Linked DNA regions of Homo sapiens: regions 1, 2, 3 and 4 are each linked to region 5. A link is an interaction called in ENCODE POLR2A ChIA-PET data of the cell type or tissue named here. Cell type or tissue: MCF 10A. All regions are shown on one strand. Links, peaks and the distances in the headings refer to the core of each region. The heading gives the core; the rest is flanking DNA.

What was found. Peaks named below come from ENCODE experiments on the same cell type or tissue, not always from the same donor. Only the 100,000 strongest peaks of a DNase experiment are listed, where the experiment ranks them.
Region 1: POLR2A ChIA-PET joins it to region 5 with 5 read pairs; 1 of 35 experiments calls an interaction of 5 or more read pairs at or near these places.
Region 2: POLR2A ChIA-PET joins it to region 5 with 5 read pairs; 1 of 35 experiments calls an interaction of 5 or more read pairs at or near these places.
Region 3: POLR2A ChIA-PET joins it to region 5 with 6 read pairs; 1 of 35 experiments calls an interaction of 5 or more read pairs at or near these places.
Region 4: POLR2A ChIA-PET joins it to region 5 with 6 read pairs; 1 of 35 experiments calls an interaction of 5 or more read pairs at or near these places.

What each region holds. Positions count from the first base shown.
Region 1 is chr10:2,170,582-2,177,141 of GRCh38, forward strand. LINC02662 (long intergenic non-protein coding RNA 2662) reads right to left here. Exons shown (of 5, transcript NR_184092.1): 4 at 5,762-5,851. Among named protein-coding and RNA genes, the nearest start is that of LINC02662, 16 kb to the right of the region's middle. In MCF 10A, for the core only: no CTCF peak of the experiment used is centred there; a DNase peak (open chromatin) is centred at 2,970.
Region 2 is chr10:1,950,602-1,957,161 of GRCh38, forward strand. No RefSeq gene overlaps it. Among named protein-coding and RNA genes, the nearest start is that of LINC00700, 60 kb to the right of the region's middle. In MCF 10A, for the core only: no CTCF peak of the experiment used is centred there; a DNase peak (open chromatin) is centred at 3,920.
Region 3 is chr10:1,975,807-1,982,366 of GRCh38, forward strand. It overlaps LOC105376346 (a long non-coding RNA gene), which reads left to right. Exons shown (of 3, transcript XR_930539.2): 2 at 1,515-1,614. Among named protein-coding and RNA genes, the nearest start is that of LINC00700, 35 kb to the right of the region's middle. In MCF 10A, for the core only: no CTCF peak of the experiment used is centred there; a DNase peak (open chromatin) is centred at 3,035.
Region 4 is chr10:1,729,263-1,735,822 of GRCh38, forward strand. All of the region lies in intron 1 of ADARB2 (adenosine deaminase RNA specific B2 (inactive)), which reads right to left. Among named protein-coding and RNA genes, the nearest start is that of ADARB2, 5.0 kb to the right of the region's middle. In MCF 10A, for the core only: no CTCF peak of the experiment used is centred there; DNase peaks (open chromatin) are centred at 3,649 and 4,649.
Region 5 is chr10:2,116,392-2,122,951 of GRCh38, forward strand. No RefSeq gene overlaps it. Among named protein-coding and RNA genes, the nearest start is that of MIR6072, 44 kb to the left of the region's middle. In MCF 10A, for the core only: no CTCF peak of the experiment used is centred there; DNase peaks (open chromatin) are centred at 1,470 and 3,160.

The DNA.
Region 1 (6,560 bases), core at 1,132-5,131, 54 kb after region 5:
TTTAGGCAAGAATGGGAGACCTTGCTAAATACAATGTTCAAAATAAATTTCAGGTTCATTAGTTAATACCATAAACACTGTAGAGGAAAATATTAAAGAATATTCTACAACACTGTGCCTTGGAAGGCCTTATTAAGTCAGGTACCCTAGAACAGATGACTCACAGATTTGATCTTGGCCAATAATCACAAACCAATTGCACCCACAAGCACACCTTAACACATGCATATAGCCAACTTTGTGTCAAAAAATACACAGCAACAGGTAGTGCTTGGAAGAGACCCTGACACATGCGGTGTTAGTTATTTTATTGTCATCATGGTCATCATCATTTTTATTACTATAAAAAGGTAGGTGAATTACTTTAAGAGATTTAATGGTATTAGTCTGTTCTCACACCACTAATAAAGAAATACCAGAGACTGGGTAATTTATAAAGGAAAGAGGTTTAATTGACTGACAGTTCCACAGGGCTGGGGCGGCCTCACAATCATGGTGGAAGAGCAAGGGACGTCTTACATGGTTGCAGGCAAGAGAGCCTGTGCAGGGGAACTTCCCTTTATAAAACCATCAGATCTCATGAGACTTATTCATGATCATGAGAACGGCACAGGAAAGACCCACCCCCATGATTCAATTACCTCCCACCGGGTCCCCCCCATGACATGTGGGAATTGTGGGAGCTACAATTCAAGATGAGATTTGGGTGGGGACACAGCCAAACCATATCAAATAATAACATCAAAATCAACTTAATATTTGTAGTACTTTTCACCATTTGTTACTGATGTCCTTACTGATCTCAGTTTTAAAGAGTTCTAAATGATTTAGTCAAACGGTATTACTGTGAAATGTATGGAACTAAACACTTTTCTGTTTAGCTACAGTACAATTTAGCAATATTTGAGATTTTTGAAAAATTATATATCAATAATTATTGTTATGGTATACTAATTACCAATTACTCATAGTTTATAAAAATAATGGATTTGACAACGTGATAATCCTCTCTGTTGAAATGGTTGAAATGATAATAATTGCATGTCCAGATTTAAGCAAAAAGCGTAATCAATGTTGCTAAAAGTTTCTCAAATTCGCATGGCAAAGCCCTCATCAGAATGTTGAAATTGCTTTTCTCCAAAAAATAGCCGAAAACCCTGGAGAAGCCACAGTTTCAATTTAACCCTTGATCAATGACATGCACTAAAACTAATTGGCATGAGATTTACAGCATTTAAAAAGTGAAAAATGTATCATAGCAGGAAAAAAGATTCTGCCCCTTTTTTGTTTGTTAATATGTACAAAACAAGATCCATTGATTGATAGCAATGAGTTTGTAGAAGCATTTGGGGGTTGTATTGGTTTTTATTCCTAATTTTGCTGAATGGCTGTTTTCAGGTTTTCCTTTAGCTTTTAGGGATGTAGTGTTAGAAAGGGGATTTTTGGGGATCATATTGTTTATCTTCTAGTGGGAAAGACTCATCATCAACCAGCTGTAAACAAAAGAAACATTTATCTGGCTTCAGAAAGTGATGAGGATGAGGGAGGAAATTAAACAGAGCAAGAGAAATAGTGATGGTGAGGAGGGAGAAGTTTGCTCTTAAATGAGGCAACCAGGGAAGGCTTCCCAGAAGAGGCAGTTCCTCAAACATAAGCCATCAGGAAGAAAAGCAATATTTTCAGCTTCTCTAAGTCCTTGCATTGTTAACATTTCTGGTTTTTTTCCCCCATGAGCATTTTGGTCAATAACTCTTCACTTCTAAATACTGTTGTTTTGTGTTTTCACTTTTCCTGTAAAATAGACATTTAAAGAATTAACTAATTATAATAGGCTATCTATATAATCACTATGATCTGGTATCATCATTCTGATGGTTTAAAGACTTTTGGAGCAAGACTTTGTGTCTTGTTCTACACCGAATAAAAACTATGCAGTTGCAGGTGCACCCACACAATGCACACATAGTTTCTAATATTGGTGATCCTTCACTTCTGAAACCATATGGAATAAGAACAAAATTACTCCTCTCATAAAAAAGTGTCTAACATATTAAAAGTATTTTTTAAAAGATTTCCAATTTGTAAAGAATGGAAAGGTTTGTGGTTGACCCATGCGCTCTCATTCGATCCTCTGCCCTTTCCCCTCCATAGTTCTCACCTTCCACGTCTCCCGGGAACAGAGCCTGTAACGTTATTCAGCACACCTTCTGTTGAGCAGAGCACCTGACTTCAAGGAATGTACAACGGCTTGCCCTGGCGAAAACCCAATTGTGAGCTGCAAAGGAGGACTATTTGATAGCATTCCCTTCTGTCTGTCTTTGAAGGCTGTTCTCAGTTGAGAACATATTGAAACGTGAATGATAGATACGTTTGTGAGTATTTTTAACACAGCCTTAATACTCACATATGCCATTATTTCTGCAGATAATGTGCGCCATTCCTCACAGCTAGGAAGATCATGAGTGTCATTAACGCTGTTTTTACACACTAAATTGGTCTGTTCCCGGACCCCTATCAAAGATGGGATGCTAAAAATTGTTTATCTCTAGAGACTGGATCAGGAATACAAAAAGGTTCCTGAAATAGGAAAAGCCTTGATTTGCACAGATCAATTTGCTTTATAAATGTTCCTTCTCTCACTCCAGAAGAAAGTAGACGCTTGCACGTTGAACATAAAATCATCTTGGCTCCAACACGATGGAGCAAAAAAGGTTCTGAACTTGCAACGCACATATTTGCAGGTTATAGTAAATCCAGGTTTCCCACCTCAATGACATTTGTTTAGACATCTGCATGTACCAGCTGGTAATGGTTAGTTTACTTCCTATCAATTCTGATTTTGAATTAGGCTTGTTAATAAGGATGGATGGAAAGCAGGTGTGGTAGTCTCTGAGCGGTTATTGGCATGTAATTGCTTCAGGCTATTGTTTTAAGCAGTTTCCATTTGTACATTGTTCCAAAGACAGCTGCCAGTAGCAGCTCAGCGAGGATTGCACAACTATTCCATGTAGGATCCAGTGACAGATCTAAACTAGTCATGAAAATCCTCCAGATCTGGCTTTTAAAACAGAAATGTTAATAGTAAACACAGACATGATAACAGCTGAACTGATGAAAAGGAAAAAAAAAATTGTCTTTTCAGGCATTTGAAGGACGTAGCTCTACATTTGTAGGCCAACTGCTTAGATTAAAAGTCTCAAAGTTTCACTATCTTTTGCAGCAAAATCAAAAGTAAAATGCAGCTGGGCACAGTGGCTGACTCCTGTAATCCCAGCACTTTGGGAGGCCGGGGTGGGTGTATCACTTGAGGTCAGGGGGTCTAGACCAGCCTGGCCAACATAGTGAAACCCTGTCTCTACTAAAAATATTAAAATTAGCCGAGCGTGGTGGCGCATACCTGTAATCCCAGCTCCTCGGGAGGCTGAGGCAGGAAAATCGCTTGAACCCGGGAGGTGGAGGTTGCAGTGAGCCGAGATCATGTCACTGCACTCCAACTTGGGCAACAGAGCAAGACTCTGTCTCAAAAAAAAAAAAAAAAAAAAAAAAAAAAAAAAAAAAAAAAAAAAAAAGAGAGAGAGAGTAAAGCGTAACCAAGATTAAAACGTATCTTAGAACATTGCTTCTGAAATGTTTTTTAAATTATTACAAATTTTAACTCGCTGATGAAACAGTGGTATACCAAGGTCGCCAAGGATCACAACAATCACGTGTTCTTCTAAGTCAACACAAATTAGTAAAATATGTGGAGATGCTGTTAAATGAAATTTTCAACACGAAATTTATGCCTGCTGTATATTATTTGGAAAAAAAAATGTAGCAGGATAATCAGTTTGGGGTTTGTGAACATGTTGAGTATCCAGATATTTTATCACCTGCTTGAAAATAGCACAATGGGCAATAATTGCATTTTAGGCGTTAAAAAGGAATAGGTTGAAGGCTTGGTGCTGTTGCCTTGATTTTCAAGGACAATTTTGAACATGGAGTTATAAGAGAAGGCTTTTCTGAAGTCCCTTTTTGGCTGCAAGGAACCCAGAAGTCAGAGTTAGCTTGCTTTATTCTAGCACCCCTGGCCACAAATGTGTCTCTCTGTTTCCGCCAAGTTAATGTCTTTATTATGGGATTCCAAAACACATCCTAGTGCCTTCAAGGTTATGCTGGTTGAGTTTGAGTGTGAGTTTTAGAAATGAAGGTGTGGAATGAAGGTGTGAGTTTTAGAAATGAAGTTCCTTGGCCAGCAGATCCTATATTTGTCAAGGGCTGTAATAATTGCTTTAAAAACACTGGGAAATGCCAGACTTGCAAGGATGAAGGTGGTCGCAGCTTGGCCAGTCAGAGAGCTGCAGATATGGCACAGATTGGCATCTGTATATACTTCACATCCAAGAGTGCAGTTGACCAGGGTGCTCTGACGCTGGGTGCAGACCACCGACTATCCAAGTATTTGCACCTGTTCTCTGCAACAGGCTACTATATGGGGCGATTTCCAATGCTTAAAAATCACTTCTAGTGTGGTATATTTGCTTCCAATATTATCAAAATATTCAAAGAGTATCTTAAGAAGTACTGTCTGCAGCACTGAGATGTTTGAATTTTTTGATGTTAAATTATTCTGTCACATATATTAACTTATAATTAAAACTATAGGGAAAACATTTTTTAGCAAAAAATATCAAAGCAAAAGTAAATATTCTTTCTTTTTATGAAAGAAACTATATACCAGATTACCATTGGAACTTGCAGGCTATTTCAAACATTCTTGGATGGAATCCTTGAATGCTTATGAGAACCACTGAGGTATGGTGTAGAGAACAGAGGCTGTGCAGGTGCATAGACCTCGATTGGATTTTAGGTGTCATATTCTACATGTTGGACTTTAAATAACTCAATTTGCTTCCCTAAGCCACTATTCCATACTTGTAAAGGTAACATGCATATCAATTTTTGTGAGATGATTTATGAGTTTATTAAAACATGCTGGAAACTTACCTTATATTAGATATTTTGCTAAGCACTTCACGTTTCTCCATGCAATTCATACAAAATCTATGATTCCCATACTATGCTTCCTTTTCATTTAGCAGGTAAGGATCTAGAAAGTGAGGCTTCAAGACATTAGGTGTTTTGCCTAGTCCTGAAGCCAGTCTGCAGATGCCTGTACCGGGTCACCTCACCTGATTGTTAAGACAAGCTGGTAAGCAAAGCACATGCTACCTAATGCCACATGCCACACAGTGTCTGTTCCGTGAAACCTACATATTTACCTTTCAGAAATGGCTATTTCTAATGTATTAGATTGGTACAAAAGTCATTGCAGTTTTTGTCATTAAAAGTAATGGCCGGCTGGGTGTGGTGGCTCACGCCTGTCATCCCAGCACTTTGGGAGGCTGAGGCGGGAGGATCACGAGGTCAGGAGATCGAGACCATCCTGGCTAACACAGTGAAACCCCATCTCTATTAAAAATACAAAAAAAAAAAATAAAAAAATTAGCCAGGCGTGGTGGCAGGTGCCTGTAGTCCCAGCTACTTGGGAGGCTGAGGCAGGAGAATGGTGTGAACCAAGGAGGCAGAGCTTGCAGTGAGCTGAGATCGTGCCACTGCACTCCAGCCTGGGTGACAGAGTGAGACTCTGTGTCAAAAAAGGAAAAAAAAAAAAAAAAAGCCAAAACCGCAATGACTTTTGCACCAATCTATTTCTGCAGACCATTAGTGGCTAGTGAACTAGATTAAGGTGTTTACCAATAAACAAAATAAATAGTATTACCTTCAAACCAGTGTGTAAAAGTTTTGTATGCTTTCTCCATCTTCATCCACGTTTTTCTTATTTGGTACCTTCTAAAAATGCTGCAGGGAGCTAACAGATGATGGAATAAACAAAACACTAATAAACTTGAAGTAACACAATCTTAGGAACAGAGTAAGACATTTCAGTGAATGCTTGAACCTGTGGCTATAATTTGATATTATGTGAACATTATTTCCTCGTATTCTTCAGTATTAAATTGTTGTTAGTTCATGAGGTGACATGAACCCTGTGGAACCCTCAGTATTGGGCAAAATGGCAGGAGTGCCAGTGAATTTGAGTGACAGCTTTCTGACGAGACCACTGAGTCACTGATGTCTGCCTTTCTGATGAGATAAGTTGGGTCAAAGCTGTCCTTACTCAGAACACACTGGTGGTTTTCCTGTTTCTTAGTTTTAAAACTTCAATTTGTGCTACTGAAGAATATGTCAGAATATTTATTCTGCAAAAAGGACATTAAAATTGAATTCACGTTGGGTTTTGGTTAATACAATTTCATCAAAACTCCGCTTTTAGACTGTGGTGAAGTTGGTCTTGGAACTGGATGGGCAGAGACTACAGATGCCATAAAGCAGGGTCCTCGTGGAACCTGCAAATAGCTGCCTCAACCACGCCCTAGCTGTCGGTCGGTCAGCAACGACCCCAGACCTTCTGCTCCGACAGGGGCTCCTCGGGTGCTAGAATTCGGTGAAAGAATTGAGCATGGTACGGATTACAGAGGGCTTGCCAGAGGTCAGCAAGTTCCAAACCTGTCTTTTTA
Region 2 (6,560 bases), core at 1,743-5,742, 170 kb before region 5:
GGGTCAAGAGTTTGGAAGGCCAGGAGGAAGTCTCATATGACTGGTGTAATCCAACACAATTAGAGTAGGAGTTGGAACGGAGTGCTCACACCCTCCAGCAAATATTCTTTGTTAGAGCTGGGGTAGTAGCAGATGGACATGAGACCTGTGCTATATCCAACAGGCAATGCTGCCTAGAACCTGTGGATGGTTGAGAAACACGTGGTGTGGCCATAGCACAAAAGCAAGATGGGAACACACATAGATATTTAGTACCAAGGTCAAGGTGAGCTTGGCAAGTGAGGAAGATGTTGGAAATATTTTTATCCTCCTAGCTCAGGGAGCAATCCAGCTCTCTATGGCTCTGTTGGACGAGGAAGGTGAAAACGATTTGTAGCTCTTTCAAGAGCGGCTGCTCTGTGTGCAGGCCCTCCAGATGTGGCCACTGATTAGCCTGCAGCTGATCCAGCAACCTCACCGAAGATGGGATCAGCTAAATGCACAACTTCACATTCCAGAGAAAATCAGAGGCAGAAAAAAAGAATGAAAGCTTCCCACTCATTTTTTTTTAACCTTTCATGTTGTCTCAACATGAGATAATTACAGGAGAATTGAGGTGATTTGTTATTTATAGAAGTATTCATGGTTTTATTCACCGCTCTTGGGACTGAAAGTATTATGCCCAAGTGAACAGTCCTTTAAAAACACTCAGCAACAATAACAAGTCTCTCAAGGTTATGCCCTAGCCTGTTTTTTACCCTTTATGTCATTTGTAACAACTATGGTCTCTGACATTTAGTTAATTAAATTTGCCCACAGTGTCTGACTTGGTTGTGCAGCTCCTCTAAGAATGTAATTTTTGAAGGTGGCAAGAAGAATGGTTAACCTTGATGAGTCGGTTAGCCACGGTAGCATGCTATTCAAGATGAGGGGAAAAATTAGAATCCTCGTACAACCTACAAATAAAAAGCCTCTGGAGAAAGCACAGATGTGGAATACTTATGATCTAGGCGAGGCTTAAAAAACAAGATAGCAAAAGAAATCAAACGCCTGCACAATTGCAAAACGTGCCCTATGCCAGTCAGGGATCGCTATTCACATTAGTTTAATGTACCACCTTTTTCTCTGAATAAGTTTTGCATACATGATTTTTAAATTATGGCTGTTTGAAAGATTTCCTTTGACTTGTGTTTAAGAAGTGTTCAATTTGTGTTGGAAGTTTTTATAAAAAGAAGGTGGTGACCTGCATCGGGGGCCCGTGCAGTTGGTGAGGACTGAGATGATCATGGGAAAGGTTTAAATATTGAATAACTAGGATGTCCTGATGGATTGGGAATGCGTAAGGGAACAAGAGAAAATTCATGAATTTTCTGAAGCCATCAAAGATGTTGGCTTGAACAATTGGAAGAATGGGCGTATCAACAACTGGAATGGGGAGGAGGGTAGGGGCACCGGATTCGAGCAGCAGGGTCTCATTTTTGAGCACATTCAGCTTGGGGTATCTAGGACACATCAGAATGAAGAACCAAGCAGGCCGCTGGATATATAAGGATGGACTGGGAAGTCTTTCAATATCTGGATGAAAAGCCTGGCTCTTGGTTAAAAACCTATGTGTGGTTTTCAGCCCTAACCCTGTGTGATGACAAAGGTTTTCCTGGAAGACTTCTTGGAGATGCTACCGTCCCCACAACAGACTCGGGGCACAGCCAAGCCCTGGGGTCCACCGCGGATGGAGCCGGCAGGTAAGGATCAGGCCCGCTGGCGGCCGCGCTCCTATCCGCACCCCTTATCCGCACCCCTTATCCGCGCCCCTTATCCACACCCGTTATCCGCACCCCTTATCTGCACTCCTTATCCGCATCCCCTATCCGCACCCCCTATCCGCACCCCTGGCCCAACACCTCCACTCCGAGGCCTCTTCAGGGGGTCCTTTCCCAGCGCGTCTCCTCTCCCTCCCTGGGACTCCCAGAGCCATAAAATCAGGCCCCGTCCTTAGGGCTCCGTCCCCAGTTCCGTGACCGGCCCTCTGCTCTGTGCTGACACCCAGCACCCTCCCCGGCCTCTGCTCCGAGGGGAAAATAAAACAGGGGCCTTCAGGCCTCACCGCTGGCTCACTCCATCGCAGCAAATCGACCGAGGGTCCTCTGCTGCGTCCTTGCGGCCTGTTGTCTTACTCAGCGGCCCTGACACCCGGCATTTATTTAAAGCCTCGAGGCTGGATGCGGTTGCGACAGCAGGGCGTGTTCAGAGGAAAGAAGGGGCTGGAGCCCGGGCACTCGGGTTAGGCAACGTCAAGGGGCTCGGGAGGAGAGTGGGCTCCGCCAAGGCGGTGGCTGCAGGGGCCACGTGTGGCCTCTTGGAACACGGAGGAAGGAAGCGCTGAAGGACGTAAGGACTGTCTGTAAAATCCTCCCTGACAAGGGAGGTCAGGGTCGGGATGTCCCCTTGGACGTGGCGATGCGGAGGCCTGAGTGACCTCAGGAGAGGGGCTAGGTGGAGATGACGCTCACGGAGGGTGACTCGGGAGACAAACCGCAGACAGTAGGTGCAGGTGGCCCTGAGAGGCGTCCTGCACAGCACAGCAAAAGCCAGGGTCCTAGTTAGTGGGCGAAGTGAGTTCCAGACTTTGGGAAAATAATCGCGTTTTGTACTGCTGTAAATGAGCGGAAGAAAGGGAGAGGCCGGGCGCGGTGGCTGAGGCCTGTACTCCCAGCACTTTGGGAGGCCGTGGCGGGTGGATCTCGAGGTCAGGAGATCAAGACCAGCCTGGCCAAGATGGCGAAACCCCTTCTCTAGTAAAAACACAAAATTAGTTAGGCATGGCGGCATGCACCTGTAATCCCAGCTACTCGGGAGGCTGAGGCGGGAGAACTGCTTGAACCCGGGAAGCGGAGGTTGCAGTGAGCTGAGATCGCGCCACTGCACTCCAGCCTGGGAGACAGAGTGAGACTCCTTCTCAAAAAAAAAAAAAAAAAAAAAAAAAGTTGGGGTGAAACGGTGATGAATAAGATGGCGCGTCGCAGGACGACGTGCTGGAGAAACTAGAGCTGCTGGGAGGAGAGGAGGATGTGGTCTGGGTCATCCCAGGTGATTTCATTTTCAGAACAATCCTGCTCGCACACTCTCAATCATCTGGATGGCCATCATTGAAAATGACTGATTCCAAATGTGTTTTTTAGTTTCTATTAACAACTGCATATAAATGATGCGCTAAAATGATCCTTTAAATCTGTCAGCTCTTCAAGGTCAAATCTCGCCCTGAAATTATTTTCTAGTGTTCAGGGCAATTAATAGATCATTAACAGAACTGTTGCTTAATACATATTTCTTGAATTTTATCATTTATTCTCCTGAAAGAAACATCACCTGACAATCGTAATTTTGTACAATGAATTTGGAATCTGGTGAGTTATTAAAAATAAATTTTAGATGGGCAATGTTGAGTCCTGGTGTACATGGGGGCAGCTGAGTTGCTGGAACACAAGAGCCACTGAAGGAAGAGGTGTCCCAGCCAAAGATAGGAGTAGGCGAGAAGCCTCGGTGCAGCCTAAATGTGAGGGGTGAGATGAGCTACCCAGACCAGCTATGATGCTAATAGGAGATGATGTCTGAATTTTAAATTCCTAGCCCTAGCCAAATATGTTGGCATTTTTAACCAACAGCTTTGAATTGGAATCTTACTGGAGAATAAGAATGAGAGGGCATTCACTGTCTGATGCAGAGTGTTGAAGTGGGATTATCACAGAGGGGAAGGTGAAACTCAAGTTAATGAAACTGCTATGTTGGTTTTTAAAGCAATTAGGAAAGATTTCCATTTCTAGAAATAAGGCAGGGCAAATATTTTGAAAAGAATACCTGCTACAGTTACTCCTTTCTGTAGATAACGCAACTCAATAAACGTCATCTAAAATTGGAGCAAGAAATGAAATCGGAAGCTGGCATTGCCAGAGGGTAAATGTTTATTACAGGCATTTGAGATATCTGATATGGAGGAGAAAGGAATGCTAAGCTGTGGGCCTGACTTGAACTGGGCAGGGAGGGAGGAGGTGAATCCATGATTCTTACTTTAATCTGGGACATTCAGAATATTTATATCCTTACTGAAAAGATCAACTAGAAATAATGTGTTGAGACAAAATGAACCTGAAAAGAAATAAGTTGTCCTTTGCAAGCTGTGAAAAATTAGTAGTGATAGCAATAGTACAGCTATGTCCTCATAAAGTGTATTTTTTGTTATAGAGCCAATATTTATTCCTGAAAAGGTGAGATTCTGCATGAATATGTTGAGGGGCTTTTTCCTATCATTTTAAATGTGAAATTATGATACATTGCATATAAACCTAAACCCCTAATGACTGACGTACAGTATAAATGAAATTCAATAAACCAGCCATACATAACCAGCAATTATTTTAGGAGATAAGATGCTTAAAATATCTTCTTAATCATTTAAAACATATATTTTGCTAACAAACAGTTGCTTGTTGTGCAAGAACATGGTCTCTCAGCATCACCAAAATTCAAGAGACATAATCCTTAGTGGACATTTAACTAGCTTCTCCAAATGTAAAAGCATGATTGCAATGTTCGGCCAATTTTATTTTTAATATACCTCAAGATATTTCTCACATTTCATCATGTTAGTAATGTACTGAGTTTAGGAGATGTAAATATATTTTTTCTATAAAACAGGCCAAAATAATTTATTAAGAGGAATTTTTTTCATAAAGTTTTGAAATTAACATAGTGATATTCTACCAATATTATATTCACTAGGAAGATAATCTGCAAGACATGTTTGTTATATGAATACATAACTTTATGCTGGGCGTGGTGGCTCACGCCTGTAATCCCAGCACTTTGGGAGGCCGAGGCTGGCAGATCACCTGAGGTCAGGAGTTCGAGACCAGCCTGACCAGTGTGATGAAACCCCGTCTCTACTAAAAATGCAAAAATTAGCCAGGAGTGGGGGCATGCGCCTGTAATCCCAGCTACTCAGGAGGCTGAGACAGGAGAATTGCTTGAACCCTGGAGGCAGAGGTTGCAATGACCTGAGATAGTGCCATTGCACTATAGCCTGGGCAACAAGAGCAAAACTCCATCTTATAAAAAAAAAAAAAAGAAAGAAATACATAACTTTAGGACAACTCTGACTTGGGTCAGCAGCTCCAATTTATATGATCTACACAGGACCAGCCAGTGGATGATTCCGTGAAACAGAAACCACCACTTTGGGAGTTGAAAGAAGAAATCTAATGTATCCTGCTGTTCTGAAACCATCACTTCCTATTGACAGGTTTTTGGATTTAGCTGACGGTAGGTATGGAGTTTTTTTTTATTTTAATTTGGAATGACATGAAAACGAATACTGTGGACTGCATTTTATGTGCTCATTTGCCCCCTGTTTATCCTCCCCAGTGAGGTGTTTGTTCAGAACTTTTGCCCATTTTTAATTGAGTTGTTTGTCTTCTTATTGCTCAGTTTGGATTGCTATTTGTATCGTGTGGATTCCAGTCCTTTATCAGATATGTGTTTTACAAATATTTTTCCAGTCAGTGGCTTGTCTTTTCATTCTCTTGGCAGTGTTTTTACTGAGCAGAAGTTTACGATTTTAGAAAAGGACAGTTTGTCATTTTTTTTCTTTTGTGGATCACGCCTTTGGTGTTGGATCTAGAAACTCATGACCAAAGCAAGATCTTATGGATACTCTGTTAAGTTTTCTTTTGAATGTTTTATTGTTCTGTATTTTATTTTTAGGCCTATAACACATTTTGATATTATTTTGAAATATGAATGTTCTAGTTTTGCATTTTTCTCATATGAACATTCAATTTTCCCAGGACCATTTTGTTGAAAGACGAACCATTCTCTGTTGAATTACCTGTGCTCTTTGCTCTTTTGTCAAAGAGCTCTTGACTGTGTTAGCGTGATTTACTTCTGGGCTCTGAGTTCTGTTCTGTTGGTCAATTTGTCTGTTCTTTCACCAATGCCAAGCTGTCTTGATTACTGCAGGTTTACTCTAAGTCTTAAAGTTGGTTGCTTGGTGTTGTTTCTCTGACTTTGTTCTTTTCCTTCAATATTCTGTTCGCGATTATGGGCCTTTTGATTTTCTATGTAAACTTCAGAATCAGTTTGATGATATCCAAAAAATAACTCACTTGGACTTTGATTGAGATTGCACTGAGTCTATCCATCAAATTTGGAAGAACTGACATCTTAACAAAAAATCTTCCTGTCCATGAAAATAGAGTATCTCTCCATTTATTTAGATTTTCTTTATTGTTTTCTATCAGAGTTTTATAGTTTTTAGATACAGATCTTGTACATAATCCATTCGATTTATACATGTGTATCTCATTTTTCTGCTATTGTAATTGATATTGTGATTTTAATTTCAAATTGCAAATGCTCATATTGATGATAGACGGAAGAGCAAGTGACTTATGTATGTTAACCTTGTATCCTATAACATTATTATATTATTTATTAGACCAGGAATTGTTATTGTTTTGGTCAGTTCTTTGGGAGTTCCTACATAAACCATCGTATAATCTGTGAACAAATACAGTTTAATTTCTTTT
Region 3 (6,560 bases), core at 889-4,888, 140 kb before region 5:
AGTATGCCTGAGGAAAAGTGAGTTGGGATGGTAATTCCAAACTAGGAAAACCACAAATTGATTCAGACATTTCTGAATTAATTAAGATTAAAATCTGCAAGATCAGGGGAATGGGAGTTAATGTACACATTATATTCAGTATAAAAATTATGTTTTGCATACTTGAGTTTGTAACTTGAAAGACTCATATGCGTTTAAAAATCATTTCACATCTCTGTAGTTACTACATTACAATAATAAGTTCTTAGTTCTTAATGGTCAAATAATCTAATTAAGTGCACAAATATTTGAATAGAGAATCACACACATGTATATAACAAATTCAGTCTACTCAAAGATGTGTAAGCAGAGACACACATACACTCACACACACATGCACACGTGTGCACACACACACTCCTTGCAGTGGAGTTAATACTCTAATTTCTAGTTTATTTTTCACTGCCCATATTTTACTATAAACAGGATGAAATCAGAGACTCGATTTCTCTTGCTGAATTTGAAGCCTATTGTCAAACCAGTGATTGGCAAACAATAGGTATTCACTAAATGCTATACATTAATAAATCAATTAATCGATTATTATTATATATCTTTATCTATTATGAAGAACAAACCATTTCTTCATGCCAGTTTCTGGATGTGATTGGGTAGGCAAACAAGAATTATAGTAAAATAAAATACAAATTATTTTATGAATCAGGTAGATCATGGTGGTTTTTTTTTAATCAAAAAATAATATCCTAATATATCCTACAATTTAGGGGTCAAATTAGTTGCATTTCACTTTTTGTACATATTAATCTAATAATATTCCTAATTCAATGTATTAACGTATTATACATGTATTAATGCCATTTTTATGCTTCATGAGACTTGATAATCTTTTTTTTTTTTTTTTGAGGTGGAGTCTTGCTCTATTACCCAGGCTGGAGTGCAGTGGCATGATTTCGGCTCACTGCAGCTTCCGCTTCCCAGGTTCAAGCGATTCTCCTGCCTCAGCCTCCTGAATAGCTGGGATTACAGGTGCCCGCCATCACGCCAGGCTAATTTTGTATTTTTAGTAAAGATAGAGTTTCACCATGTTGGCCAGCCTGGTCTTGAACTCCTGACCTTGAGATTCACCCACCTGGCCCTTCCAAAGTGCTGGGATTACAGGCGTGAGCCAGCTTGCCTGGCCAAGGCTTGATCATCTTTGAAGGTAGTTAAATTTCATGAGCAGGGGTTGGTTGGCTTCCTGAGGCTGCAGTTCCTCTGCCATCTTTCTGGAGTCTCCTAAGTGTGTGTTATGCTAAAATCAGGGCAGGTTCGATGTGCTCACTTCCTCAAGCTTCTTCTTTTGAATGGTGACTGAATTCAATGGTCAGTTTATCGGTGTATTAAACCATGATATGGAGACAGTATCTGTTCAACTTTTCAGCCATGCTTCAGTTCTTCCCAGCACTCTGATGCCTCTTATAAATATAAATGCAGACGAAAAGAGAAGTAAGCTCAGAGTGGAATTTTCTCTCTAGGAAGCAATTCAATCTCCGATCACTTACCCCAGAGTGAGAAAAACATCTGAAATTTATAGGACGTCTTTTGAAATGACCCTCCCCTCCTCTCCTGCACTGGGTGAGTTTCTAAACATCCTCTTCCCTTTTAAACATTTCCGTCTTTATACTGTATGCCCTGTACTGCTCCTTTGTGGAAGGAATATGGCTAAAAGACAGCATGTTTTTCCAGCAGGTTTGCATCAGGTGGGGCTGTTCTTATCACTGGAAATAAATTGGCCAATCCTATTGGGTGGGATTTGTGTTAATATGAGCCCCACCAGATGGATGAAGCAGATTTGTTTATCCCAAGCAGAGGACGATTGCTCTTCTCTCTTTTTTAACTGGATTTGGCCTTGTGCTCTTATAAGCCAGAGGGGCACATTAATCCATAATACTCTAATCTCACAGCCCTGTTTTAAGCCTAGAAAGTCTATGTATTTGTGATTTTGTTTCATTTCAAGTAACAAGATCATGAATAAAAACAACAAGCATAGCCCTTCTGTTCTGGAGGGTGGCTGACATATCACATCTCTGGGAGACTCCTGGCAGCTGTGCTCTGTCTTTTTGGTGAATTCACAGACTCCTTCCTCAGGACAAATATTTTGGAGCACAGTTAAATGGATGCATCTGTAATCAATTGCTTGTCATATTAAAGATTTTATTGTTGAAACAAGCCCATCTAATTCTTCATATAAATGTTTCTGTGTGTGTATTTGAAATAATCCTGCTGGGTTCGAGTATTATATAAGGAGAGGCTGACATGCATAGAACTATCTATTTCCTGAAGCCATGATTGCATTTTTGTGGGGCTGAAGAGTACAGGCTGTGCTTCTACAGCAAGTGCACTTATATGAGCTCATAGATATAGTAAGTTTGAGGTAAGGCAGACACTGTGAGGTATAACTGAAATGATTTCGCCTGGCCAGCAAGTGAAGATATAATAACTCTCTTTGAGGCTGACACCTATAAAAAGCTGCTGCAATGGGGAAAAAAGAAAAAACAAGCAACAACAACAAAAAGCCTGGTACACAAGGGCAGGATCACATGTCTGTCCTGTCTACATGTGTGAGTGTGAGAAATCCCTGAGTGCTATAGGAAAGTTTTCTCCAGCCTATTATTTTTAAACTCACATGTCTACTACCACCTTAGTTTTGCTACTTTCACATAAACGTTTGATCACCCACAAGAGTTTGCAGAGTTGGAAAGAGGAACCCATTAAACTATTAGAAAAAAAATCAACTCTGAAATAAATAGGAGACATAGACATTTGGCTATTTGAGATTAGCTAACTGCATCTTTTTAGGCTTCACTTATTAGTCCTCAGCATATTATCCTCAAAATGAGGTGCTTGGGCGGGGCAGCAAGGCCTCTGCATGGCCTTGATGATGCCTCACTCTGGAATTCATGCCCTTCTGCAACCCCTCCCTTCAAGTCGGATCTGTGCCTGCTCCTGACAAGTATGGCAAAGGTGATAGTTTATTTAAGATTGCAACACATAAAATTGCAGTTTCCATGCTGCTAGCAACCCTCTTTACTGCCTTCTCACCTTACATCCTCTTTGGGGATGGCCTCCAGCCAAGAGCCGCTAGGAATTAAGGCCCTCAGTTCCCAGCCTGCAGCAGCTGCATCCTGCCAACAACCAATCTGCTTATCCACAGGTCCATCCCCAGGCAAACCTTCAGATGAGACCTCAGCCCTGGTCTACATCTTACCACAGCTGTGAAGAACCCTGGGTCCATCTCAGCTGTGCCTGGATTTCTGACCCACACAAATTCCAGCATAATAAATGCATGTTTTTAACTTTATATTTACAGGCTGTCCAATCTCTCATTTTAACTATTCTTTATTTCTAAGGCATACAATCCAGAAACACAGGGTCTGGAGCTATGATACTTGCATTTGAATCTTACCTCCCCCAGTTACTAGCTAGCTTGCCTTGGGTTTATTACTTAATCTGTGTTTTGTCTTAATTTTCTCTTCTTTATGATAGTATAATGTTTGCCTTAGGGTATCATTGTGAAGATAAATTGTTGTTAAGATAAATGAGTAAAATGCTCAGAAAAGTTCCTGGCACAATAAAATTTAAAAGTGAATGACCTGTGATCAGGATTATGCATCAAGATGTGAGAAAATCCTTCCTAAGGATGTTAAATATAAATTCACAAGACTCGGGCACTTTGGAGCAGAGGCCAGGTGGATGGGAAGAAGTGGGCACTTCGGAGCAGAGTCCAGGCAGATGGGGGGAAGCGGGTGCTTCGGAGCAGAGGCAGGCAGATAGGGTTCATGCAGGTGCAGGATTCTTCACTTGCCTGCAAAGGGGATTGCTGTCAGAAGCACCCATGCCTCTTGCCTTCAGATTTTCATAAGCAAAGATACTTCAGGATGCAAGAGGAAATGCACACTGCTAATGCTGTAGATTTGTTACTCAGTAAATGCCCAGCATCAGAGCTCCTGGGTTTTACCTGGTGAAGAAATATCTACATGCCAAACAGAATCATTACTGCCTTCATTTCAGAGGTTTTCCGAGGGACCTGGGAAAGTTGTCAGTGCTGGCAGTAGAGATGCCACACCAGCAGTGTTCAAACACTTTACAAGTGCTGATTCAATACATGAGCAAATGGATGAAAATAGAAACCTCACATTTGTCTGTGGTTTTTAAGCCTCTTTCCACTGCCTTAAGGAGGTTTTGGGCATGGCAGCGAGTTTCCCATCTACCTTTTAGGGGATGGGATGACCACACAGGCAAGGGCAGAACATGACGTTTCAATTTTTGCACTAGCTTAAAAATAGGTAATCTCGTTTTACACTCTTCCCATCCTTCTCCAGTTGATAGTGCAGTTTTATATTACCTTAACTTTACAGACATGGTAATGGGTTCAGAGATTATATGCAAAGACGCTGAAGACTTAAACCAAGTCCTTCACTCAATTGACAAACACAAGTATTTGTATTTTTAAAAATGCATTTAGTGTTACTGAGCATTCTGTAGATATCAGGGTCTCTTATATTTTAAAACCTCTATATAAGGTCCACTTTTACTACAAGTCAATGACCCAGGGCAAATAATTTAGAAATCAGGATTCTATTTTCTCATCTGTGAAGCATTTAAATACCCATTTTATTGAATTTTGATGAGAATTATACAAAAATCATGTGTCTCATAGGTTTGACTATTGTACACAATTTTATCCACGCATATTTAAAATATTTTTGAAAAACAGAAAAATGATATGGCTGTTAACATAATACAGTTTTGAAAGTGAACTATTATTGCAGATGCAAGCTGTCTCATGCTGCCTCCGTGTCACTCCCACACCCTGCACTGATCTCCAGAGTCAAAGCCGTTCAAAAGTCTTACTTGTGCTTTTTTTTGGCACAAAACACACTTCCAGATTTCTCAGTGGTTTGCTTATACTGTCAGGTACTGAGGCACTCATAGACCACAGCTATAGAATCCATTCTGTGGAAGAAGACAGAAGCACTTGGAATTCCTCCTCCTGCCTAAACATACACACTTCAATAGCTTCTTTTCCCATATTCTCAAGTTAGCCGTGTCATAAGTTTTGGTTAAATCCTTCGTGACGTTTACATTAGCGTGACTGTGTACCACTATGCGTTGTCAATCCCCTTTTTTCCTGGCATATTTTAATTGCTTCTTTTTTTTCCTTTTATCTCATATTTTGTGTGTGAGACAAATCTGCCATTAAATCTCAGCATTTTAGACAAATCTATATTTTTAAATGTTTTTCAATACGATGAAAACGGTAAGGTAATCTGTCAGTTCCCAGTCTCTCATTCAGGAGAAGACACTCCTGGGAACGCGAACCCCCTGGCTCCAGTTTGCTAGTTCTCTGGTCCCGAGGCACAGAACTTCCTGCAGCCCTCTGTGTCTTCCTGGGATGCTTTTTGTCTCTGTGTAAGCTCCAACACTTGCAGGATCCAATGTCTTTCGTCTTATTGATTTGCTCCTCCGTTCTGTGATCCACATTTGCTTCTAGTGGAAGAAGAAATGGAAGATAATTATTGATACCTTTCATGTATAAAGAAGTCTTCCTTTACTTATCAATTCTGTTAATTTATCAAACACTAAAAAGTCCTTGTTTCATGTCAGGCATGGTTCTAATTACAGATATTAACTTAATAATTTCTTACTAGTTTGCCGACATAAAATTTTAACTTGAGAATAAGCTGCCCTGAGAATTGTGAACCCCATTCTGCATTTTCTTTCTAGATTACAGTATTGTTAAGAAATTGGATGTCATTCTTATTCCAAATTTTTTTGCCTATTAAGTCTTGTTTTTGTTTTTCTTTTCACTCTCTATCAGCTTAATCCCTAGTATTTGGGTATAATGATAATGCCCTTCGTGTAAGTAGTCTTTAAATGCATTTGCCTTAATACATTAAATCTGAAAATCCATCGACTCCATCTTTTTAATTATTTTTCATCTGATATCATTGGTGATTCCCTTTCCTCTCTTTATTATTTCTTTCTCCAATATTATTAGTTATATTTTCCAGACTAATTAAATAGATCTTTTCAGTTCTTTAAAATAGTTTTAACATCTCCTTGCTACATCTTTAATGTTTTCTTCGATTTTGGGATATGGCCCCAACTCTACCTTCCAAATCTTTATTTGTTTCTTTAAATTCCCACTAACGTATTTTTAACTTCCAAGACCTTTTGTTTGTTCTCTGCCTTCCTTTATCAAAGTATTCTGATTCTGCGGGGATTAGAGTTTTGAAGTGTTATTCTGTCATCTACATTCATTCCCTTTACTCTGAGTTCTGCTATTTTCTGCTTCTTTATTTGGATCTCTGTGTTTCTTGCTGGAAGTTTGCCTCCAATGGCTGGTGATCCTTCACGGTTCTTCCATATTCATGAGAGAGACATAAAATTAGATACAACATGTGCATTCTGGTTAATTGTTCAGAGGTATGCATTTCCAATTGCAGAACTTTAAAGATTCTTTGGATGCTACAAATCCACAACTTTAAGAATAAGCCAGAACACCTATTTCCTGTTTT
Region 4 (6,560 bases), core at 1,711-5,710, 390 kb before region 5:
CCCCAAATTTATAAAAACAATGTCCTTTTTAATTGTACACATCAGATAGTGTCTGAGCTTGTATATACTTTACATTTCTGTCCTCAGTCCTGAACACAGTCTAACACAAAGAGGGCAGGTACTTCCTTAAAGAATGTGGCTATTTTCACAGCTATAAGCCCAATGCAAGCACAGCATCTGCTCCAGACAGGGATGAGTGAACCCAGCCAGACTTGGGGTTTGGAGGAGGTCAGAATCTATTCTACTGATGTTTCTGTCATGTTTATTAAATTGCATTTTTTTCCCAAATGCAATTACACTTTTAGGAAATATTGCAATTATTTTAAAGAGAGGACATTTTTATACTTCCGGTGGACTTAAACTAATAAAACCTGCTTTTTGTTTAATCATTATCAGCGCCCTAGGTATATGCTTTGAGCTCTCCTGCTATGGGTCTCAAGTCCTGCTTCTTAGCAACAGTAAGGACCCTCTACTCGTTTGTTTTTAGCCATAAGAAGAGATTTGACTTGGGTTAGCATTTTCAGGTAGGAGGAGGCTCCAGTTTCTGAGAACTGAGCTCCCCATCCTATTTTAATACCACCTTTGAGAAGACGTATTTGAGAAATCACATCAGACATTAGGGAAATGATGAGGCAGAGCTTCTGTCTGTCGGCAGTGGGAAACAAGAATCAAAGACTTCATCTCAAATAAATGGAGCAGCACAGATTAATTAAATCGATAAATTCTCCAAAGCACATCCTGGTTAAGGGGTTTAAAGGAATTCTTTCCATTATGTGCAAATCACCTGAAGGTGTTGAGCTATCATTTGGGCATAAGATTCACTCCATCTATTAGAGGCCCTAGAGAAGTGGGTTTACAAATAGATTCTGAGCAATGTTCATTTTATTTATGATCCAAATGGCAAAACAACAGCCACAGAGAGAAACCTGGATCTGTTTTGCAAATGAGTGATCTGTTGCTGGCACCGTTAAAAAGACGTGCAGTGATGAACGTGGCCAGATTTGAGTTAGAGATCCGTAGGAGTGAGACGGTACTTAACACCAAAAATAATAACTGCCCCCTTTCACCTTTGCATCCCCACTGCTGGGTTTCTCTTTCTGATCCGTGGGAGATTTTGCTTGTACACAGTGTGGCCCTCTTCCGCGTGAGGCTTCAGCTGGTGTGACCATTTGCATCAGAACTGAATTAGCTGTTTAGTTACACAAACACGAGGGTCCTAGTTGCCCTCTGCCTTGGAAGCAGCTCAACGAAGCCACCTGAATGCCACAATTTTAAGTGTACACAGCTGAAAAAACTTTCAAAAATTTCACCTCTTAGAGAGTTGAAATAAATTTCCTTAAAATCTAAGTCACCTGAGCATTTATATCATCTTTCTCTTCGAACTTAAGCACACATGTTACTCTTCTTTTTTTATAGGAATGCATGATTTATTGGACACTATTTCTTAAGTATAAAATCCCCTCCTTAATATAAATATGGAATTTAGATGATCTGTTCTGCTATGTTTTCAGATTAAAAAACTGAACGTTAACTATTGATCATTTTTGTAATTTAAAACAGATGATACTAAATTCCAATATATATGTATTTTATAACCCAAAGAGGACTTACCAGACATTTTCCTGCCAGAAACTAGATACTAACTGTATTCATTCACCATCAATAAAATAATACAATGTAATTATTTTGCTGCTCTTCCTACTCAATACCTATGACTAGAATAAAAGGTGATTAAATATCCACAGTGCATATGGAGGGCCTGGGAAATTCAGATTAACTCTTTATTTCCAAATATAGATCGTTCTTCAGAAAAGTCTGCTATCTTTGCAAATGACCAAATTTTAGGGGCTGGAGGGAGATTGTGGATCTCTTGAAAAGCAAACATGTCAGTTTCTAAGTTGCTAATATTTGGATGTGGTTTCCGGGAAAATGGATTCACTCATAAACTTGCAGATGGAGATTCAGGGCCTACGAGCCCTGTTTGCTAGGGCGTTGCTTAAACAATGTCAGGCAAGCAATCAGATAAAATAGCCCCGTCCTCCATTCCTTTTAAATCAAATAAACGAGTAAATAAAAGCCCAATTTTAATTGCTGAACAGGGATGTCTTGATACTAAGACAGTAACATATGCAAGCAGAGAGGAGTTCTGGCTCCAAGGTCCTAAATTTCTCAATGTTCCCTTCCCTTCCTGTTTTCTAAAGTCTCACCAGAGCACGTTAGCTGTCCCTGTGAACCAAAAATTTTATAAGCATTGTTTCTTCTCTTTTTGAATGTAATGTCTCTATTTGATATTGGTATGTTCTTAATTGAGTTATATCAAAAGCTAGGAATAAACAATCGCCTTTGAAAAATCAAGTATTAAGCAGCCTCTGTTTCTCTGAGTGGAGAAAAAACTTTTAATTGTACAGATAGAGGTTAATTTAGTTTCATTCTATTTGCAAATACTTAACAACACGAATCAGGTTCTCGGCCACACACCAGGCAGAGTGCAGCCCCTGCTGCTTTTCTTGAGCTATCCTAACCACAGAGACGGCATCAACACACAGTAGTTTGAATATTCTGTGAAGGGCAGCCAGGCTTTTCATAGTTCACTTGGCATTCATTCACCTTTATTCGTATATTCGGTTTCAAAATGGCAATAAGCACTTATAAAGTCTTGCTTACAATGTGGAAAATTATCCTTTTAGAAATCTTGTGAGCTAGTAATTAAGAACCAAATTTAAAACTGCAATATCTGTTTTGATATAATATTTTTAAATGATGAGAAACAGAGTATTACAATAATTTTGGTTTTAGGAGTTGTTCAAAATTGTTCATATTGCAAAAATACTGACATTCATTTTCTACTATTTTGGAAAAAGAAGTAGGGGGTATAAAAATTGCTCAAATGTTTCAGCTGCTTTTACCGTGTATATACATATACATACATACATAGTAATATACATGTATATATATAATATGTATGTGTGTATATATATCATACTATACAGATGTATAGTTTTAAAATTGAACATTAAATGCTTTTAGGGCATAAGTTATCTTTTCATGCCTCAAAAAAAAAAAAAAAATTTCCTTTTCTATGTTTCCTTACGTAATGCGCTTCTGAGATGGTTCTTCTGCAGGAACCGAGTCACCCCTGTTTAGATATGGATACACGAATCCCATATTTTTATTCTACATTCAAACTCGCACGTCATATCTAATGCCCTTGAAGCAATCTCCAATTACTGTTATTACATGGGTCACTAGAAACCAGAGGCACTGATACAAAATTTTTAAAAAGAGAAAGGGGGAAAAAAAGCACCACACAATTAGGTGCTGGTTAACGGTTGAATCAATTTGATTTTATCAGTAAATCCAGCCCTTCCTCTTGAGCTGTCAGTGAGCGAGATAAGCGGAGGATGTGGGGCTCCGGCCGGCGGTGCAGGACTGTGTCCCTGGCCAGCCAGGGTGACACCGGCGGGGACGACTGTAGCATTGCAGGGGCTGCGGAGCCCACGGCCGCTCTGCCCTCATCCTCAGCACAATCTTTCTATTTCATTAATTTTTCATGGATTTTCATTTCACAGCAAGCCGGCGTCTGCCATCCATCTGCTCGACTTATTTTGTTCCTTTTGCCAACTTTTTATTTGCATTTCACAACATTCAGCAACCTGCCCGTTCTCCACACCTTCCCATGAGTCATGGCTTTACTTTTATAGAGCTACCTCGTGCTCAAAATGTATTTTCAAGTTTCTAAAACTCTGTATAACCAACCACTCTAGAACAATACCTAAATTTCAAGATAACTTATTTTGCTGTCAAATGCCTCAAAGAGGTGTCCTGTGCCAAAGCTCAAATGCAACCCGACCGGCCCCGGATGATTGCGGATCCTGCATGGCCAGTCACCCCTGAAGCCCCTTCCCCTTTCCACTCTGTGAAGATTGACACGCCGCTTCTAAAACCCCAGCCTCCAATGTACCTTGTGGAATCAGCTGATTTTGGATTGGCCCTCAATCTATTTCCAAATATGTTTGCCTTGAAACAGCCTTTTTCAAAGAAAAATTCTGGAAACTTCAGTCATTTTACACATTGTACACAGTAATGGGTAGAAGATTAAAAATATTTCATTTGCAAAATGCCTTTCATGCCAATGCATAGCTTCTTTTAGAAAAAAAAATACATTCACAAAAGAGAGAAAAACAGATAGACAAAGCAGAATATATGCACTGTTTTAATAACTAAAAACATTTAAGAAATTCCTCATACATACTACCCTGAAGTTATTCCAGGGTTCAGAGAATTATTGGCATATTTTAAAGTGATTTATTTTTATATACTCTACTGTTTTGTTGAGTTCTGCCTCTTAATCTACCTGGTTGAACGGATATTAACAAAAAAAACCCTTTTTCTTTATTATTTTTTGGTTAAAGTGTATCCTTTTTTAATACGTACACATTGAGCTATTTTCTAATACAGGCAGATATTACTCTATATAACCACATAATATGGATTTTGTTGTACATAATTACCAAGAACTATAAAATAAAGTGCAATCTCCTGGTACTGTGTGAGAAATGAACTCCAGGGGTATTTAGTGATGGCAGGTAACAGTCTCCATAACCTCCAAGTGCTACTATTTTCCGAACGCCTCTGAGTGAGGCAGGCGCGGGACACACTGACGTGTCTGGCATGTGTCATGGGATATGAACGTTGCTTTGCCGCGATGTAAAAATGAGAGAGATTTTCCCTGTCCTTCTCATAGTTTTTTTTTTTTCAGCAGCTTGTTTTTCTCTTATATGAGAGTCAAATTTTGGCATTTTTCATTTACATAAAAAATTTAAACCATTTATGAATAATTTCTAAAAGAAAGTCCCTGCTGAAAAATAACACAGAAAACACAAAATTGTACAACACTAGGTCCCAGTAAAATAACAGAAGTAGGATTGATGTGTGGGGAGACATATTCTGAGAACCTTCTTTAAAGTTTATTTGAGAGAGAAATACAGGTTCCTGCCAAATAATACCTGAAAGTCATATTCTGTGACGAAGGTGTTTTTTTTTTTTTTTTTTTTAAAGATACATACAGCTGCCTTTGTGGCATAGTAACTAAAATATAACTTCTACAGAAAAAAATATCATTTCCAAGACTATGGATTATACTTAATGAAAGTATTGTGTCCTGACCACCCTTCAGTGGTAGCCCCGGCATGCTTTATTTCAGAGCTCACAGATCATTTTGATAAGAAGCATATCATGCCAAAGTCACTCTCAGAGTCACACATAGAAAAGGAGCCAGATGTCACCACACTGGGAAATTAAAGTTATCATGCATCTTCAAAAATGATTCTTGTCCCTTAGACTAGGTAGAAATACGCATCTGACAGGCAACAGGGTCAGCATGTATCTTAATTGTCTTTATTCCCCCATAAGAACAGCCCTTACCTTGTGCTTCTGTCAGTGTCTTCAGTTAGCACCTAATAGAGCCACACTAAATTCCTTAACAGTCTCTCATACACACGTGGATTTTAAATTGTGGCAAGTATAGAGTTTTAATATCAGATAAGCTTAAAATTGAGGTTATTCTATTCATTTATGGTTGTTAAGATTCATGACAATTAGAACATAATTTAAACTCACCATTGTTTTTATAAAATAAAAAATATCAGCATCTGTAATAACTAGGTATCATAGATGAAGTAATCAATTCCCAGGAAAATGCAAATAATTATTTAATGTGTCTCTTAGCTGGTTACTTTACCTTTTAATTTGATCAGTTACATCTACATGGTTAACGTTTCCCCAAAAATTGAATCTTTAGCCGTTTGATTTGACTTTCCTATCAAGATAGCTGCCGGCAGGTGCCCTGGGAAATTCTCCCGCACGCCAGAAATCTCTTCGTAACAGAAATCAGTGTACAAAACCTGAATGCCCTTTCCCGCTTCAATTTTTGGCTATGAAAATTAAGGGACTTGACATATTCAAAATAACCAAGGTATGGAAATATTTGCTATAGGAGTTTTATTTTGAATTGCTAAAGTTAAGTTTATAGCAAATGAAGTCTTTCCCCAGATTTCCTTTTTCCCCCTAAATTGAATACTTTCTAAGCTAGCATGACTGACGCTTCCTGGCAAGGCAAGTGAATTTGGAGAAAGGCAACACTTTCCTCCTGTTTATATTTATAAAATGCATTATTGCGAACTATTACTCCACATTCTTCAACTCTAAATATTTAAATAGACTAATCAAAAAATATTGGGAAATGTGAACATTTCAAGTGTAAAGATGATGCTTCCTTTTTCCTCTTTTAAAAGTCATATTCATTATTCAATCCGGTGACTTTCTCAATATCAATGCCACTTTGTGTTGGCATTATCTTTGGAGGACACTAACAGGTCTGTTTCAAAATGATAATTTCAAACAACAAAGTGAATCGCAAGCGCACACTTAGCAGCTGAGAGGTAAATGAGAACCACAACATCACCTCCCTTCTGAAACCAAAGGCTCCAAAACCTTTTGAGGAAGTTGTGGGGGCCAATCCCTCCCAGTGGTCCTGACGTTCGGTCATAATGAATGACTGT
Region 5 (6,560 bases), core at 1,239-5,238:
ATTTGGGTATTAAACCAGTACCACTCAAATAAAAATGGGAAAAATGACATTTCATTTGGAATTTAAACACTGCAGATGGTATCCATAGTTTGTAATTCTGTATGTTTGAAGAGGGCGGTGTGTCCTCCAGCCTGTGTGTGCAGAAGATGTGGATTTTCTTCAGTCAAACGTGTGCCTACTTCCACAGCTGTTAGAGCTGCCTTCCATTTTGTGACCCAGGAGCTGACAGCAAATGGCAAAGAATAGCAGCTTTTGTTTAAAATAATCTTAAAACATGCATTTTCCATGGGTTTCTTATCTCTGGCCCATGTGGGTTTACCATAGAGTGTCAACTTCCCACCCCTGTGAGTTCTTCACACAGAGTCATCTCAAGGAGCTTTTCCACATTGTTTGATGTTGGCCGACTGGCTTTCCAACATCAACCTGGCTTTGCCACTGGTTTAAAAATAAAGTAAATGTGCTGAAGCAGTCACGTGTGATTTGATGTTTTCTTCATGACTCTGATTAAGAAAATTGACCACACACAGTGTGCTATATGCACGATTGGGCCCCCTTCTCCGTTTCCCTACCTCCACCCCCTTTTCTGTGTGTTTGCACTTCCTCTCACCAATGGGTGTGAAATGGGAGAGTTCCCTGATCCCCCTCACAGGATGTGTGACAGGGGTGTGGCTTGACTGTTCAGTGGCAGCTGCTGCTCTAGCCCCTGATGTTGGGGGGAGCAGACAGATGGACAGGTGCAGGAGCTCAAGTGGGCATGCCCTTTTAGCCCTGCCATCCTGGGATGGCGTGAGTGTTAGCCAGCTCAGCAGACCCTCTGCCTTTCTGCAAGGACAGAGGACCAGTATGACAGCTTTCTGTATCCCGAGCTCTTGTCCAGCATCCCAGAAGAATCAGATCACACATGGACGGGAAGGACGATGAGGGAGTTTTATTGAGTGGTTGGAGGTGGCTCCCAGAGGGATGGATGGGGAGCTGGAAGGGGGAATGGAGTGGGAAGATGATCTTCCCCTGGAGAATGGCCATCTAGCGGCTGGACTCCTCTCCAACCGCTCACAGCCAGACTCCTCTCTATGTTCAGACAGTCCTCCTCTTCTCTCTTTCTCTGCCACGTTGTTTCGCTGTCTGCCTGCTTGTCTTCTCATCTCCTCACCTGCTCATCTGCCTCTGGAGCCAGGGGTTTGGGGTTTATATGGGTATAGAATGGGGGGCATGGTGGGCCAAAAGGCAACTTCTTGGGCACAAAAACGGAAATGCCTGTTCCCACTTAGGGCTGCAGGTCTCCAGGCTTGAGGGTGGGGCCTTTGCCGGTGAACTGCTCTCTTCTACCCAGTATTTCCCTGTCTTCTGTTGGTATCAGTAGGGTGTGTTTCTGCATCAAGGCCTGCATCAGCTATGTGACTGCATTTGGTGGAAAGAATGAGGAAAGCCAGACATGCCACTCCCAGCCCAGCCTCATAGGTTCCTATTGGCACATCCCCCATAACCATGAGAAGAACATGCCTAGGCTAGCCCAAAATGCTAGGCCCAGGGTGAGAGACTGCAGAACTCAGCTGCCCCAGACAAACCATGTCCTCCATCCACCTGAGCCCAACCAAGATGTCTGGGAACAATGAGTGGTTATTGCTGTATACCCCTGAGATCTTGTTATACAGCAAACACACACTGTTGCAAATAATATGAATTTTTAAATTAGACCATTTAATTTTGCACTTTGTAACTGTCTGACTCCTCACCTGCATGACGCCTCCATACAGCCTTCAACTGCTATGCAGAAGTGCTCCTTGAAGTGTTGGCCATGTGGGCCCCTGTGTTAACTGAAGGCACAGATGGTGGCTGATCTTCCTATGTCTAGCACTGATATATTCATTCTGGGGCTTCCCAAATGCTCCCTGAAGGAATAAATGATAGGGTCCCATCAGGTGTAATAATCGTACCTAGGCAAACAAAGCGTAGTGAGGGAAAGAGAATTTGCATATGTTAAGAAAACAATTCTTCATGTTTACTGCTCTTTAGAAACTCTGGGATGGGAAGGCTCCCTGCCTCTGCCTGTGCACACTGCTGTGGAAATGTCAATTCCCCAATTAAGTGCTGAAGATGGAGCCCTGCTCAATTCTCCAGAGGAGCCCTGAGCTGCGCTGCCCTGGGAAGGATCATTTTCCTTCTCTGGCCCTCCCCATTTGGTCTTGTTAACATGTTTACAGCTTCAGTGCTCTGTATGTGATGGTATAGACAAATGTCTTTCCTCAAAGCCTGGGATAAAGGATTTAGAATATTGTAGAATAAACATGGGGTGATTTCTAAGGGTCATCTTTTTAGAGCTTTCTCCCTTGATTTGGAGATGTTGGATGTTTTGACTTGCGAAAGGTAAATAAATCTTGGGACCCTAAAATCACTAAGGCAAAGGCAAAAGTCAAACTGGGAACTTCTTAGGGCAAACCTGCTTCCCATTCTATTCCTATAAGAGATAGCTACTAAGATAAGAAAGCTACATACCTCCCTCACGAGGAATTTCCCTGTAGACAAGGATGGACAGAACTCAAAGTCACTTCTCTGCTCACTAAGATAAATGCATATCTGATTGTCTCCTTTGGAAAGGTTAATCAGAAACTCAAAAGAATGCAACTGTTTGCCTCTTACCTACCTATGACCTGGAAGCCCCCTCTCCGCTTTGAGTCGTCCCTCCTTTCTGGATGGAACCAGTGTACGTCTTACACATATTGATTGATGTCTCATGTCTCCCTTCAATGTATAAAACCAAGCTGTTACCTGACCACTTTGGGCACGTGTCATCAGGACCTCCTGAGGCTGTGTCATGGGCGTGCATCCTTAACTTTGGCACAATAAATTTTCTAAATTGACTGAGATCTGTCTTAGATATTTGGGGTTCACAGGCTGATGGCATTGCACCTGGCTTGGGTATTCCTTATGGCCTGGTTTTAAATCCCATGATGCTGGGCAGCTACGCAGAATAGCTTGCACTGACAAACCCTTCTTTTTGCTTTAAGTTTTTGGAAAACTTAACAATGGAAAGATGCTCATGTCTACGTTCTCTGTGAAAATCCCCTGACTCTGCTGAACTGGGCTGGCCTGCAAATCTGTATATGGTGAATGAATCATCGTGGTATCCTAGAACTTGCTGTACTCTCAGTGAAGAGGCATCTTTGCCTGGGGTAATATCAGAGGTTCGTTGCAGCTTGCCAAGGAAATCAAGGACACGTACACGCACAAGGAGTGAGTTTAGGAATGGAGGTTGCATAGGCAAAAGAAAGAGAAAGGAGAATAGCTCTCTCTCCTGCAGAGAGAGAGGTGCCTGAGTGGGTCTTCCAACCCACAGAGAAGTGCATGGGACTTTATAGACTGGCTTGAGGAGGTGGTGTCTGATTTCCATAGGGCCCAAAGATTGGTTGGACCACGTGTGACCTCTACATAGCGTGAGAGGAAGCTGGTGCCCCACCTTAATCTTTTCTTATGCAAATGAAGAAATGGGGTCTTTGATTGGCCAATGCCCTGTTGTCTTCTCCTTACTGTGCACGCGATTGGCCAAAAAAAGGGAAGATGGAGCTGCCATGTTGAACATGCCTGGCTCCCAGGGAGCCCCTTTCTTATCAGCATAGCTGCCGGCATTCACCCTTCAAGTGTCCAGCTTGCTTATCTATGTTTACAGCTCGATTTTACAGGTTGTTTTTTGTTAGAAAAGAAATTATTTGGGGGCTGCTTTTTATTGAAAAGGAAACCTTACTGAGGGACTCCCTTGCCCTCACTATTTGCCTAAGTCATTTCTTTTTATCTCCTGTATGATGAGTATTATGTCCGCGTGTTCACCTTTTTCCCCTAAATTTGTCTGTAAGCACCTTGTGGAGAGAACTTTACACATCTCATTTTCCCCATTTTGTCCCACACAAGACTCAATAAATATTCATTAATTACCCCACAGGCCTGTGCCCTATTTCCCTCTGTTAACTTTGTTTTAATGTTACTGGAAATTGAATGATGCTTTTTGGTATTTCATGTTCAAGAATATTTCTACAATAGTTACTAGGATAATTCTTTGCTGAAGAACGTGACTTTAAAAAAATTAATTAATTGCCTTTTTAATCAATAATTTTTAAGCATAAAGTAAAAACTCAGAAACCTTTTTCCAGATAAAGAAGAATCAACTCCTACGCTAAAATGTAGAGAGAAAAAAGCTGACTTTTGACGGCATCGTAAAGTTGGTATTTCCTTGAGTGCAGGAGAAGCGCAGTGGCCACGGCAGGTGATAATTTTCTTTTCTGGTCCTGCAGGCTACTCTCCCTTGCCTGGAAAAGCCTGGATTTTCACTTAATTTCTTTTGAAGGGCAGACAAATTATTTCTCAGGTCAGCTAATGGTGGCAAAGCATATTTGACAAGTAACCACCTGGTGGGATCAGAGGCTCCAAGCATGTTTTTAAGCTAAACTTTAAAAACCTCTCTCAGCTGGAACCTTCCCTCCTGCTCAGAGAAGTCTGGCCAGCACCACTGGCTGCAGGAGGCCCTCGAGGCTCAAGTGGACCGAGCGTTTTAATTACTGAGGTCGCCCAGCCCTCTCGCTTAATGACCAAGACCAAGCATGCGCTTTAGAGCCTTCAGCGGTAATCACTCAGCTTCCAGAAAGACAGGAGCCCTCTGAAAAGACATTGAGAAGCAGTGACTGCCTCCGACTCACAAAACGTTCCATTCTCTTCTCACAGCTGAATGGCAGTGATGAAAAGTTTGAAAAAAACATCTGTCATGTTAAGATAACATCACTCGGGGCAGTGGATAAGCTGAGATTCCTCTTTCTGTCCAAATCTGTTCACCTTAGTACTGAAAAGGTGGTTGTCCTCGTTAATTTTTGGTTTTAATTCTCCTCCTCCAAATTGAGAAAAAGAAATGAAAGAGCAAAAGATTGCCTTAATTGAGATGGAGTGACAGTGATAAACATATTTACCCAGCATTAAATAGCTGCCAGTGGCCAGGCGTGATGGCTCAGACCTGTAATCCCAGCACTTTGGAAGGCTGAGGCAGGAGGACTCTTTGAGGCCAAGAGCTCAAGACCAGTCTGGGCAACATAGTGAGACTCTGTTCTGTCTCTACTAATAAATAAATAAATAAATAAATAAATAAATAAATAAATAAATAAATAAATATTAGCTGGTCATGGTGTCATGAGCCTGTAGTCCCAGCTACCTGGGAGGGTGAGGAAGTAGGACAGCTTGAACCCAGGAGATTGAGGCTGCAGTGAGTTAAGATCACACTCCTGAATTCCAGCTTGGGTGACAGAGCAAGACCCTGTCTCAGTAAAGAAACAAAAGAAAAAGCTATCCCTGATTTTTCTTTTCTGTCATACAAAAGTGAAGAAATGTTTCCACAAATGAAAATGCAGTTTCTTTCAATGTAAGTCAGTAAGTATTTATATAGCATTAACTATACTATATTCATTTTGTCAGGTTCCAAGTAAAACATTTAGAAAAGAAATAAAATATAATACAAGTCTTAAGAAACTGGTGATGAAAGACCTAACAGGTAGGTTCTCTCAAATAAATACACATTTTCAAAGAATATGCACTTAAGTTATATATATTTCATTTTCAAGATGTGGCATTATAAATATAACTAATGCCACATCTTGAAAATAATTATAAGAACGTTTACTTGAGCTTTTCCATCTTGGATGTACCCCAAATGGCCAACTGCCCTGCTCTCCCATTTGGCCTTTGTCATTGATATTGCTGCAAACTGACGTCTGTGCTGCTCTCGGTCCAGCAGCCTTCACACCACACAGTCTCCTCTTTGGCAAATGCCGCCCTGCTAAGCCTGAGGAGAAAGGCATTCATGGTAGCAATAAATATGTTCAATATTTCATTGCAGTTACTCCCTAATCTTTATTTGATATATTGCCTGCGTGTATCAGGTCCAAATATTTTGAAGTTTCTGTTGAATCAAGTTTAGCCTAAAGGGGCTTCTATACATATTTTAAGTTTGGCCTGAAAGTTTCTCTGTACCTTGTGAACCACAGCCTAAATGGATATGTAGACAGACCACAGCCTATGCTTATGCCAATCACTGAATTTTTGCCAATTAAAGGGGGCTGACCATTCAAATAAGGTAAAGGCTGAGCTGTAACCCGTGTGGCTGTCTCTGTGCCTCGCTGCCGTTTTCCGTACGTTCCTTTCCTTTCCTTTTTCTGTCCAAAAATCTTCTTCCACCCTGTGGCTGCACTGGAGTCTCTGAGCCCAGTCTGGCTGGGAAGGCTGCCTGATTCATGAATCACTCATTGTTCAGTTATACTCTTTTAAATTTAATTTGGCTAAAGTTTCCCTTTTAACCATTCTAAATCTGGGATCTTAAGCTTACTTGAAGCTTATATAGTTATCTTTTAATATCTTTATGTGTTTACAGTTTATGAATCTCTTTCATACAAGTTATCCCATTTGGAGACCATACATCAATGCTGGAAGTTAAGGAGAACAAATAGCATGCTTAAAAATAATCAGGTAAATGACTCAGAGAGGCTAATGCATTCATCCAGGGTGATACAGTTGATGGTCCTGAACTCCGG